Regions from separate parts of the Mus musculus genome. Here region 2 is linked to region 1. The links are chromatin loops, found by intact Hi-C in ENCODE. Cell type or tissue: left cerebral cortex. All regions are shown on one strand.

What was found. A loop is a pair of places that touch in the nucleus more often than their neighbours do. Peaks named below come from ENCODE experiments on the same cell type or tissue, not always from the same donor. Only the 100,000 strongest peaks of a DNase experiment are listed, where the experiment ranks them.
Region 2: a loop joins it to region 1, with 6 times the contacts of the local background. A loop is called at or near these places in 17 of 42 quality-filtered maps.

The regions. Positions count from the first base shown.
Region 1 is chr19:10,706,651-10,711,650 of GRCm38, reverse strand. Vps37c (vacuolar protein sorting 37C) reads right to left here. Exons shown (of 5, transcript NM_181403.3): 3 at 1,210-1,381; 4 at 298-380. Among named protein-coding and RNA genes, the nearest start is that of Vps37c, 20 kb to the right of the region's middle. In left cerebral cortex, CTCF peaks have their summits at 1,452 (motif pointing right) and 2,111 (motif pointing right); DNase peaks (open chromatin) are centred at 1,441 and 2,073; H3K27ac peaks cover 2,128 bases.
Region 2 is chr19:10,946,561-10,951,560 of GRCm38, reverse strand. It overlaps Ccdc86 (coiled-coil domain containing 86), which reads left to right and starts at 2,295. Exons shown (of 4, transcript NM_023731.3): 1 at 2,295-3,283. The coding sequence starts at 2,328. In left cerebral cortex, no CTCF peak of the experiment used is centred here; DNase peaks (open chromatin) are centred at 2,247 and 3,018; H3K4me3 peaks cover 2,218 bases; H3K27ac peaks cover 632 bases.

The DNA.
Region 1 (5,000 bases):
GTTGCTGTTGTCAAGCTCTCACTGAGCCTGCTTTACACACTATATATTATCATAAGCATGTGTACAGGAAAACAGACTGTTGACACAGAAGAGAGTGCTGGCTGCTTTCAAGTGTTTACCGGGGCCTTAGAACGTGTTCCTATCCTGTCCTGCCATCAGTGTGTCTACCAGCACCCCAGTGCCATCTACTCAAGCCGCACTCCAAACCCTTCTGCTCTATGGTTCTTGGTCTCACCTGAGACCTGACTCCGAGGCCCACCACCGTTCAAGGGATTAGGATGCCACTCCCCACCTCACCTCAGACTCCTCCTCGATCTTCATGCCTTCGATCTGCAGAAGGTCCAACAAGGTCCCAGGCTGCAGTGCCGAGGAAAATTTCTCTGGAAGGAAGGGCAGAGAGGTCGACATTTCAAAAGCACTGCTTTAATTAAAGCTGAGGACCCTGATTTCAGGGAAGACATGTGACATGCCCTTTGTGTGCTTGGGCCTAGCCACTATAGATAGAGTCCCTGCTGCTGGTTCTGTGAGCACTCAGGACTCAGCCACAACAGGCCCCAGTGGAGAGAGAGTCCCTGCAGCTGGTTCTGTGGGGTCCTTTTGGTTCATGTAGGCGTTCACCATCTTGGTGAAGAGGAGCTGAGGGACAAGCTCAGGTCTTGGCCAAGCAGCTGCCAAGGGCACAGCCATCCAGGAAGCCTTCCTACCTCACAGGGCCTAGGTCAGCTCTGCAAGGCTCGGGGCTAAGTTGGCAGAGGCAGTGAAACATACTGACTGCCTAGATTCAAATCCCATTCCAGGGCTAGAGAGATGCTCAGCTCTTAAAGGCTATGCTTGCAAATCCCAACTCCATCTCACTCTGGTGGGATGACCTCAGGCAAGCCCTCGGCCGGCTCCAGCCTTGTTTTCCTCATCTATAAAAATAGTAAGTTCAGGACATTTTTAATACTATGAAAATTATCACCAGGGTATACAATAAATATAAATACTCAAACATTTAGACTAACTACAGTACCTACACTTTTGCTTATTTGCTTATTATCATGTAAAAACATGCAAAGCACAGTGGCTACAATGGCTGCTGGCCCTCTCCGATTCTGGGTATCTAAGCATCCTTAGTATTCCAGCTGCCTCCCTCGTCCTCCTTTGAACAGAAGTATCAATCAGCAGGGGAGATGGCCAGAGTGCTTGTCTGTGGTCGGCTGTCCCTACCCAGCTTGGCTTTCTGCTCCTGGCACCGCTCCACAAGCTTCCGCAGCTCCTGGTATTTGTCTGAGAGGTTAGAGCGGCTGATTTCCAGGGGACCTTGGAACTCCAGGTTCTGCTCTGCCAGGCTCCGGTTCGTGGCCAGTGCCATCTCTCGTTCTAACTGCAGGTCCTGAACCTAAGGAAAGCAGGACAACTGACAATGAGCTTAACTGTAACTGGTCAGCCTCCAGCAGGGGGTGCTCCTGGACTCACTGCTCAGCTTGGCGCTCAGCCCTCAACCAGTCACAGAAGCCTGGGTTTAAAGGCTATGCAGGCATTGTGACCCAGGTACCTCACCACATCCTGATCCGGAGAGCCTGTGAGAATGACACATGGGAAACAGGCAGCAAGGCTAACCACCTAACCACGGCTTCCCAATAGACAAGTACCTGCAAGTGGTTCTGTGCTGTGCAGGCCACAGCTGAAGGAGACCACTCCAGTGGGAGGGATGAAACCCAGAGTCCCCACCATTAGCCCCAAGTGAAAAAGACACATGGACACACACACCATGCATGCATACACATGAGAGGCTGCTAGGGAGAATGAAGGTGACCCAGGCCAGACCAGAAGCTAGAAATATCTGAGGTCCCAAAGGTATTAGGGAGGGAGGCCCTGTAGCCCAAGCCACTGAGCAGGACAGATATCCCCGCCTCCCAGGTCAAACAGCCCACAGAGCTATAGATAGTCCCTCAATGCTGCCTGCTGAAAATGCTTCCCTAGCCAGCAAAATGGAGCCCTCATGCAGGCCCCTTGTTAACTGCCAGTCAGGCAGAAGCAGCCTTGGAACCTTGCCCAGCGGGCTACCATCTGCTTCACCGAAAGGAGAGCTGGAGACAGGGCCACCATCGCATCGCAGTACCACATGGCACCAGCAGAGGGGGCTCAGCACTGGCCACAGAAGTTAGGGAACAGGTCAGGGCCAGCTTCCACGGGGACCGAAGGGATCAACAACACAGAGCTTCTCCTTCCACCTTGGCCAGCATGTGGCACACCAGGCCAGATGGGCTCCCACTAGAACAGCCCCAGGAAGCCAGGGGGCATCCTGGACAAGGGGTTTCCAGAAGAGCCACCCTGCTCTGACCCCTGCTCAGGGCCTCGAGCCCTGTAGTTACAGCAGGCTGCAGCCTATTGGAAAGAGGAGTGCTGCCAGTTACCTCCTGCACAGACAAGGGAGTCCGGGCTCAGGGTTAGAACCCCTTTACCTGGACTGCCTGCTGTCCAGCCAGAAACGCCATTGAGCCCCTGGACAAGCTCACTGGCACAGGAGCAGAGAAACTGCTATGTGTGACTGTTAGCCAAGGTGGCTGGAGGACGGCTCAACAATTAAGAACGCATACTGCTCATCTAAAGAATCCGAGTTCAGTTCCCAGGACCCACGTCAAGTGGCTCACACCATCTGCCACTTCAGCTCCAGGGGATCTAACAGACTCTCTGGCCTCCAAAGGCACTGCACCAAACATGCACAAACCCACACCAGACATGCCTATACATATAACAAAAAATACAGTGTTAAAAAAGAAAAGGAAAGAAAACGCCAGGGACACTTGTGTGGCCACCTCTGAGTGTAGGGCCTGCCCTTCCTGGCCACACCCTTGGCATCCTTACCTGTCCACGGCTTTTCCCTGGGTCTGAAGCACTACATCTGTGCTGTGCCACCCTCTCCCTACCCTGGAGCCCATCTCTTACTAACACCCTATGAGGCCAGGAGAGCTGCACAGCTCCCTCTCTACAGAGATGAACACTCCCACCACCTTTCTCTTCTGCCAGCCCCACATGACACAATTACTGCCTTACAGCTATGACAGACAGACAGATAGACAGACAGACAGCTAAAGGCTTTCTGAGAGAGTAAGTAGCTTGCCTTACTTTGTTTCTGTCTGTCCCACAGTGAGTATTTTTTCCCCTCAGAGAATTCAACTCATTTGCTCAAACATGGCTACAGAGAAGGTTCAATCTGCCCTTGGCCAGGAAGCTGCATCCCTTACATCTCCGGGAGGTTGTGCTTTTCCATAGGGCTGAAGGCTTGCTCAGCTTGGAAGCAATGAACTCCCAAGAGCTGGGCTTGCTTTTGCTGAGCTCCACTCCCTTCAGGGACAAGACTAGGAACCCCTTACCATCCTGTTGCTCACTGTTGGCTGAAGAAATACTTAGGGCTAAAAAGATGGCTCAGTAAGCAAAGATGCTTGCTGCTAAGCCTGACTGACCTGAGTTTGAACCCTTGGCTCCAAATGGTAGGAGAGAACCAACTCCTGAAAGCTGTCCTTTGACCTCCACACTTGTGATGTGGCATTCATGCACAGATATGTGTGTGCACAGAGATAGGACACAATAAAAAGAGGAGACCCTTGGAGTTCAATGGCAAACATCCAGCAACACAAAATCTAAGATGCAGAGACAGCTATCAGTGACACTCTTGTTCTAGATTTCAAAAAGCCTACGTGACACTCAGGGAATTCTGGATTTCAGAATGTCTTGGAATTTGTGGGTTTTTTTATATTGTGGATATCTAACTAGTAAATCTATGCAAAACATTTCAAGGGCCAAGACGTAGGAAATCTGCAAAGCTTACACCCCAGGAACCTGTGGTAAGGGACACTCAGCTGTGCGTGACTTTGCTCCTATGCTGCTGAAACCAGGCCATCCAACCTCAGGGCTGCAAGGTGAGTCACACAAAGACCTCTCCTACTCCCTGCCGTGAGGAGGCCTTTCCAACCCAACCCTGGGTCATCTCCAATCCAGCAGAGACGCCTGAGCAGGGCTGGGGAGCAGGTGGGGGAGCAGGTGGCAGCAGAAAGCACAGCAGAGGTGGATACAGGACCATGTGCACCCATGAAGCAGGGGTAAGGGTCCAGGGAGGCTGACCGGGATGCTAACTGGACAACTGCCTGTTCTTTAACACAGTGAATTCACAGAGCACACGTCACGTCTGCTCATCAGGAAAAAGGGCACACGTGAGTGACCATCAGAGGAGCCTACTGTGCTCCCGCCCCTCCCTCAAACAGATGCTTCCAGGCCAAGGACCAGCTGCAGCTGCTCTGGGGGTACCTATGGGTATTTCTAGCTGAGTGGCCACATCGAGTCACCTGACCTCCAGCTCACAGGAAGGTCACAGGAAATAATGACAGTGAGGGCCGAGTCAAGCTCTGTAAAGATAGCAGGGTGGTAAGGGCCCTGTGATTGGAAGCTGAGAGGTGGGGTGCTGGCTGCAGTGGAGAACACTATGAAACATGAGTGAGCATATCACTGTGGGGGAAGATGCCCCCCCTCTCCCTAGTGCATGAGGGAGCTGTCTCTAGGCCCACGCTGGAACGCTATGAAGACTCCTGGGCCAGTTGGGTCCCTGGCTGTCCTAGTCCAAGGTGGACCCAGCACTCCCTATCATTCCCAGGGCTCCTAGAGGACCCAGGCCCTGGCTTGAAACCTCAGGGCTGCCCTAGTAAAAGCCAAGGTAAAATTCACAGCACCAGGTGAATCCTGGCTCAAGCTCCTGCTAAGCATGAATCCTTGACAAGCATTTGTCAGGGTGGGTGGGATGGCTCAGTGGGTAAAGGCCCTTGCCAACAAGCTGACAACATGAGTTCAATCTCTGGGGCCCTATGGTAGAAAGAAAGAATCGTTTCTTGCAAGTTATACCTGGCACACACAGACACAGACACACACATAGACAGACACACACATACACACTATACACATATACACTACACACAAACACACTAAATAAATGTAATAAAAATTTAAAAGACCTGAGTGAGGCT
Region 2 (5,000 bases), 240 kb before region 1:
CTCACTGTTTTGCCAGGAGCTTCAAGATCCTGGAGAGCTTTTGAAAGCTACCAAGAGCCAACTCTTAAAATGAGGATTTATATGCAAATAATGTTTACAAAGTGCCCCCCCCCCTTCCCTAGAAACAACAATAAGTGAATGGGAAAGTGAGCCAGGGCAAAGTGAGGGCGAGTGAATTACCAGGTTACCTTCACAAGAGCCTGCCTGGGCTGACCCCTGCTGAGGTCTCATGGCGGGAGGGGAACAAAAGCCCCTTCTTATCCTCCTACAAGATGAAACTGAGGAAGGAAGCTATCTACTATGAAAATTTCAGGAGCCTTCTCTGACCTGTGCATGCAATGATAAAGGCAGGCTGGGTTCAAGTGGAACGTTGCACAGGTAATAGAGGCAGATCAAAAGTCTTCTGTCCAAAATCGATCTCTCTTACACACACTACTACCCTGGAAGAGACACAAAATTAGACCTGAGTTATGCTCTCTGATCAACATTTGTCAACATTTGAGAATGATCCCTCCAGGCAGTGGTAAGAGCCAGGAAGGGGGCTGGGTGGCAGCCTGGAGCAGGAGTGCAGGAAGGCATATAATCTCCTCCAGAGCCCTATGTCAAGCAGGGGCAGGAATTTAAGCAACCAAACAGAACCTACTCCTCTGAGAACTGAGAGGCTGAGATTTGGTGCCTAACTACAACTCCTTAGCTCCCCTTAAATCAGGAACATGCGGGCTCTGAGCCCATACCGGGGAGATATACCATACCAGACATACCAGCCCATACCAGACATATAATTACAGCACACGAGTGCTACAGTTTCTAGTGACATGTAGAAGCTGTACTATTCCCTACCCCTAAGAATGGACTCAGGTTGACTCCATGTGTGGCAGTGCCTAGGGAGTGTGTCCAAGAATTGTGCTTTCTACCTTGCTCACAGGAACGTTTCTCTGGGTCTTCATCTTCCCTGCCTCCTCCTGGATCAGCAAGTAACCATCCCGGCAGAGATGAAGGTTTTAATTGTTTTGTTTTGTTTTGTTTTGTTTTGTTTTGTTTTGTTTTTCGAGACAGGGTTTCTCTGTGTAGCCCTGGCTGTCCTGGAACTCACTCTGTAGACCAGGCTGGCCTCGATCTCAGAAATCTGCCTGCCTCTGCCTCCCAAGTGCTGGGATTAAAGGCTTTCGACACTGCATCTCTTAGCCTATCAGCCAATCAATCAGACAGAGGACTCCAAAGAAATGAAAATTTCCCCAGAATTCTCATGCTGGGAGAAGAAAAAGGTACCAGCCAGAGGGGAAACTTGTCTCCTGGAAAAAGATTTCAGAGTTCTAAAAGCTTGTCAGACCACCTTACAGGATGAGACTAAAACCCAGATAATAATGGGCCAATGGTGGGCAGAGTCATACCTTGGTAAGGACTACTCAGATGTATTTATCCTTGGCCCTCTATCTAAATTTTTTATCTAAATTTAGAACCCTGAGGTCAAATTTGGGTGATTCACAGAATCTCTTTGCCCCTCTTTCTAGTATGACTACATTGAATAAATCTCCTTTTTCTAAAGATTTCCAGTTTTTAATGTGTCTCTTTCAATTGGCTTATTGAGGATAAGGTAGCTAGACCTGACTTCGGGCACAGGTTGTGAACCCCCAACATTGACAACAAGCAGTCAAGGTTTTCTGGGCCACAGACCTGACACTTTGCTGATTAACTGAAACTGTTCAAAGATGAGAACCACCTATTGCATACTTGGGCCCACTAGTAGAGAAGAGGAAGTGAAAAGAATGGGAACGTTTGAGACAACTCAAAAACTGAAGATTTCCCACTCAGGAAGACCACCAGGACCTTCCCCTTTGTTACACAGCGCAAAGCTACTGTGCTACAAAAGATAAAAGAAAAGGCGATGTTTGCGGGCCCAGCAGTTCCAGAACAAGTTAGCGCGCTGATTCGGCTCTGCCTACAAACTCCCTCCGCCTTTTTCCAACCTCTTCTCTCAAGAAAAAAAAAATTATTTTTATATGTGTGTGTGTGTGTGTGTGTGTGTGTGTGTGTGTGTGTGTGTGTGTGTATGTATAATATACCCCCACCCCATCCCCTTGCAAGAACTCGCAGTTTGCAAAAAACGCATCGCAGAAACCAAGCAACTAAACTCTGTAACTGAGCTCATGCACAACACGCATGCGTCTACTAAGCCCAGCCTCCCGGGACCGACTTCATCCCCGGCTCCGCCTACCCACGGGTCTCTCTACCGCAAGTGCGCTTCCTGCCCGGTACGGAAATGGACGAGTCTGACGTCATATGAAGGCGCCGACAGTTCCGAAGGCTACAGAGGCTACACGTGAGCCATGGATACGCCGCTGAGGCGCAGCCGGCGGCTGGAAGGCCTAAAACCTCTGTCTCCAGAAAACCTTCCTGTCCCCGAAGTCTCTCGGGCGAAACGGGCTCTTGTAGATTTCAAGTCGAACTCAGAAGAAACAGGAGAGCTCAAGTCTACGAGAGTTCCACCACTGAGCCTTCCGTCTCCCGGACCTCAGCCGGAGACGAGCCCCGGATCGCCCTGTCCACCACTGAGCCTTCCGTCTCCCGGACCTCAGCCGGAGACGAGCCCCGGATCGCCCTGTCCACCACTGAGCCTTCCGTCTCCCGGACCTCAGCCGGAGACGAGCCCCGGATCGCCCTGTCCACCACTGAGCCTTCCGTCTCCCGGACCTCAGCCAGAGACGAGCCCCGGATCGCCCTGTCCACCACTGAGCCTTCCGTCTCCCGGACCTCAGCCAGAGGCGAGCCCCGGATCACCCGGTCCTAGACAGGATGCAGACGATGGGTCCCCACAAAGGCAGCCAGAGCCTCACCCCGGGTCCCTTCAACCTCATCAAGATCTGGGCCTGGAGTCACCTGCAGGACAGACAGAGTCGAGCCCGGAATCCCCGCAACGAGAGCAGCCATCCAAATTACCTCCCCCACAGGGAGAACTGGACTCTGAGGCGGCCCACGCTAAAGAGGAGGTGATCCCAGGATCCCCCGAGCCTTGCCCGGGCCAGCAAGCACCGGGTCCCGAGCCCTCTCAGCCAGCACAGGAGCTGACGGTCCAGGCACCTAGCTCCCCAGAGCGCCAGTTGGAGCCAGGCAAGCTGCCTCCGGCGGGAGAGACAGTAACAGAAAGTCTCAACCTAAAGAAGCGAGTTATAGCCTCTCCCCAGGCCCCAGCGTCCAAGAAATTGAAAGAGAAGGAGGAGCTTCCTGTAATTCCGAAAGGGAAGCCCAAATCCGGGCGTGTGTGGAAAGACCGCTCCAAGAAGAGGTAAAGTGGGGGTAGCATGGGTGATGTGTTGGGTTCTTAGTACATTTGGACCTTGCCTTCGCCTGAATGCAATCCAAGGGTTGTAAAGAGTTCACCCGAATGAAATTAACAAACACGATCATAATGTCAAAATGCCCTAAGGTCGGGGAGGGAGATAGATCCTCAAAGATCATTTCTTTAATGTCTGCCCTAGACGGTGTTCTTTTGAGCTTTCTTCCCATCCTTTTTTTATTATGAGGCAGGGTCTCACTGTATAGCACTGGCTGTCCTGAAATTCAGAGATACACCTGCTTCTGCTTCCCTAGTGCTGGGTTTATAGACGTGCCACCTTTACCTTGTCCGCCACATCTCGTGTGGCAGGCAGAGCAAGAAAGGCGGCCATTATATGAACATAGTGAGGTCCTTTCCACTGTTGTCTGCTAGCTGTTGTCTTTGATAAAAAATGTATCATGGGACACTGGTTATGTATCACGGTAAGGATGGCCAAAGAGAGAGGCTTTCATAGCCAGCAGCACATGTAATCATCTACCCTTTGGAGCAGGTGTTACTAGGATTGGTGTTGTACATCTGAGGAAGCCAAGGCTCAAGGAGGCTAACTGAGACACGGGATGGGAGCATAGGTTTGATTGCAAAGCGTGTGAGTGAACCCGTTAACCTGCTTCTGGTGGCCAGCTTCCCTTGGGTTCCAGCCTTCTTAAGACATGAGGTCTTCCCTGTCCCTTCAGTGCTGGGGCATGGGAGTGCTCAGTTTAGATTTCTCAGTAAAGGAATGAGGAAGGAGGCTCATGTGGAAAGGACATTGTTTAGGCAGCAGGGGAAGAGAAGTGGCATTCAGTTGAAATGTCCACTGTTGTGACATGGATGGAGACAGTGTCTGTGACAATGTCTGGAGACATTGTGACAGTGTCTGGAGAAGGAGAAGTAGGGTTCAGTTGAAGTGTCAGCTACTGGCCAGAGACAAGAACTCGTAAGAGTAAGGGAGCAGGGCATCAGAGATTTTAAGAAAATGACGTTGAATAAGGGTGGACCGTGCGAGGCTCCGTGCAGGCTCTTTACAGAAGTCATTTTGTTATACTCTTAAATCCTAAGCGCAGGGGATAACCCCTCCCGCAAGCACACCCCATTAAACAGAGGAAAGTGAGGCTTAAAGAGAAAGGCACCAAGCGGAGAAACTTTGAAGCTGTTCCTTTTCCCTGTCCGAGCAAACCACAATACAGGCCACTGATGGCCACGGGTGACCAGCCAGACGGGCTCGCACACAGAAGGGCGCGGTGGCTGAGAGGCTTCCTTGCACAGGCTCGCATAGGCAGTGAGTAATGGGCTCGGAGCCTGTCTTCCATCTCCAGTAACTAGTGCTGAACATCAACTCTGCCTCAGTACTGCAGTCACGAGCCACATTTTTAAGAGTAGAAAGGAAGTCCACAAGGCACCACTGCTCTGTGTTTAGGAAGCTGGGTCTTGAGCCAGCTGGCGAACTTGGCAGGAGAGGAGCATGTTTGTATCACTATTGAACCTTACAGTGGGAAGGGGACAGAAACAGGATGCCTATGGATAAGCCTGGTGCCAGGTTCCAAACTGTGTGTGCCAGACTCCTAGGAAGGAAGCAGGTGGCTCAGAAAGGCCGTATTGACCTTTGTCTGGTCAGCAACAGACTGCCCAGCATGCACCAAGCCTTTAGACACAGGGTTGGCTTGAGCTACCCTATAACAGGCAGGTA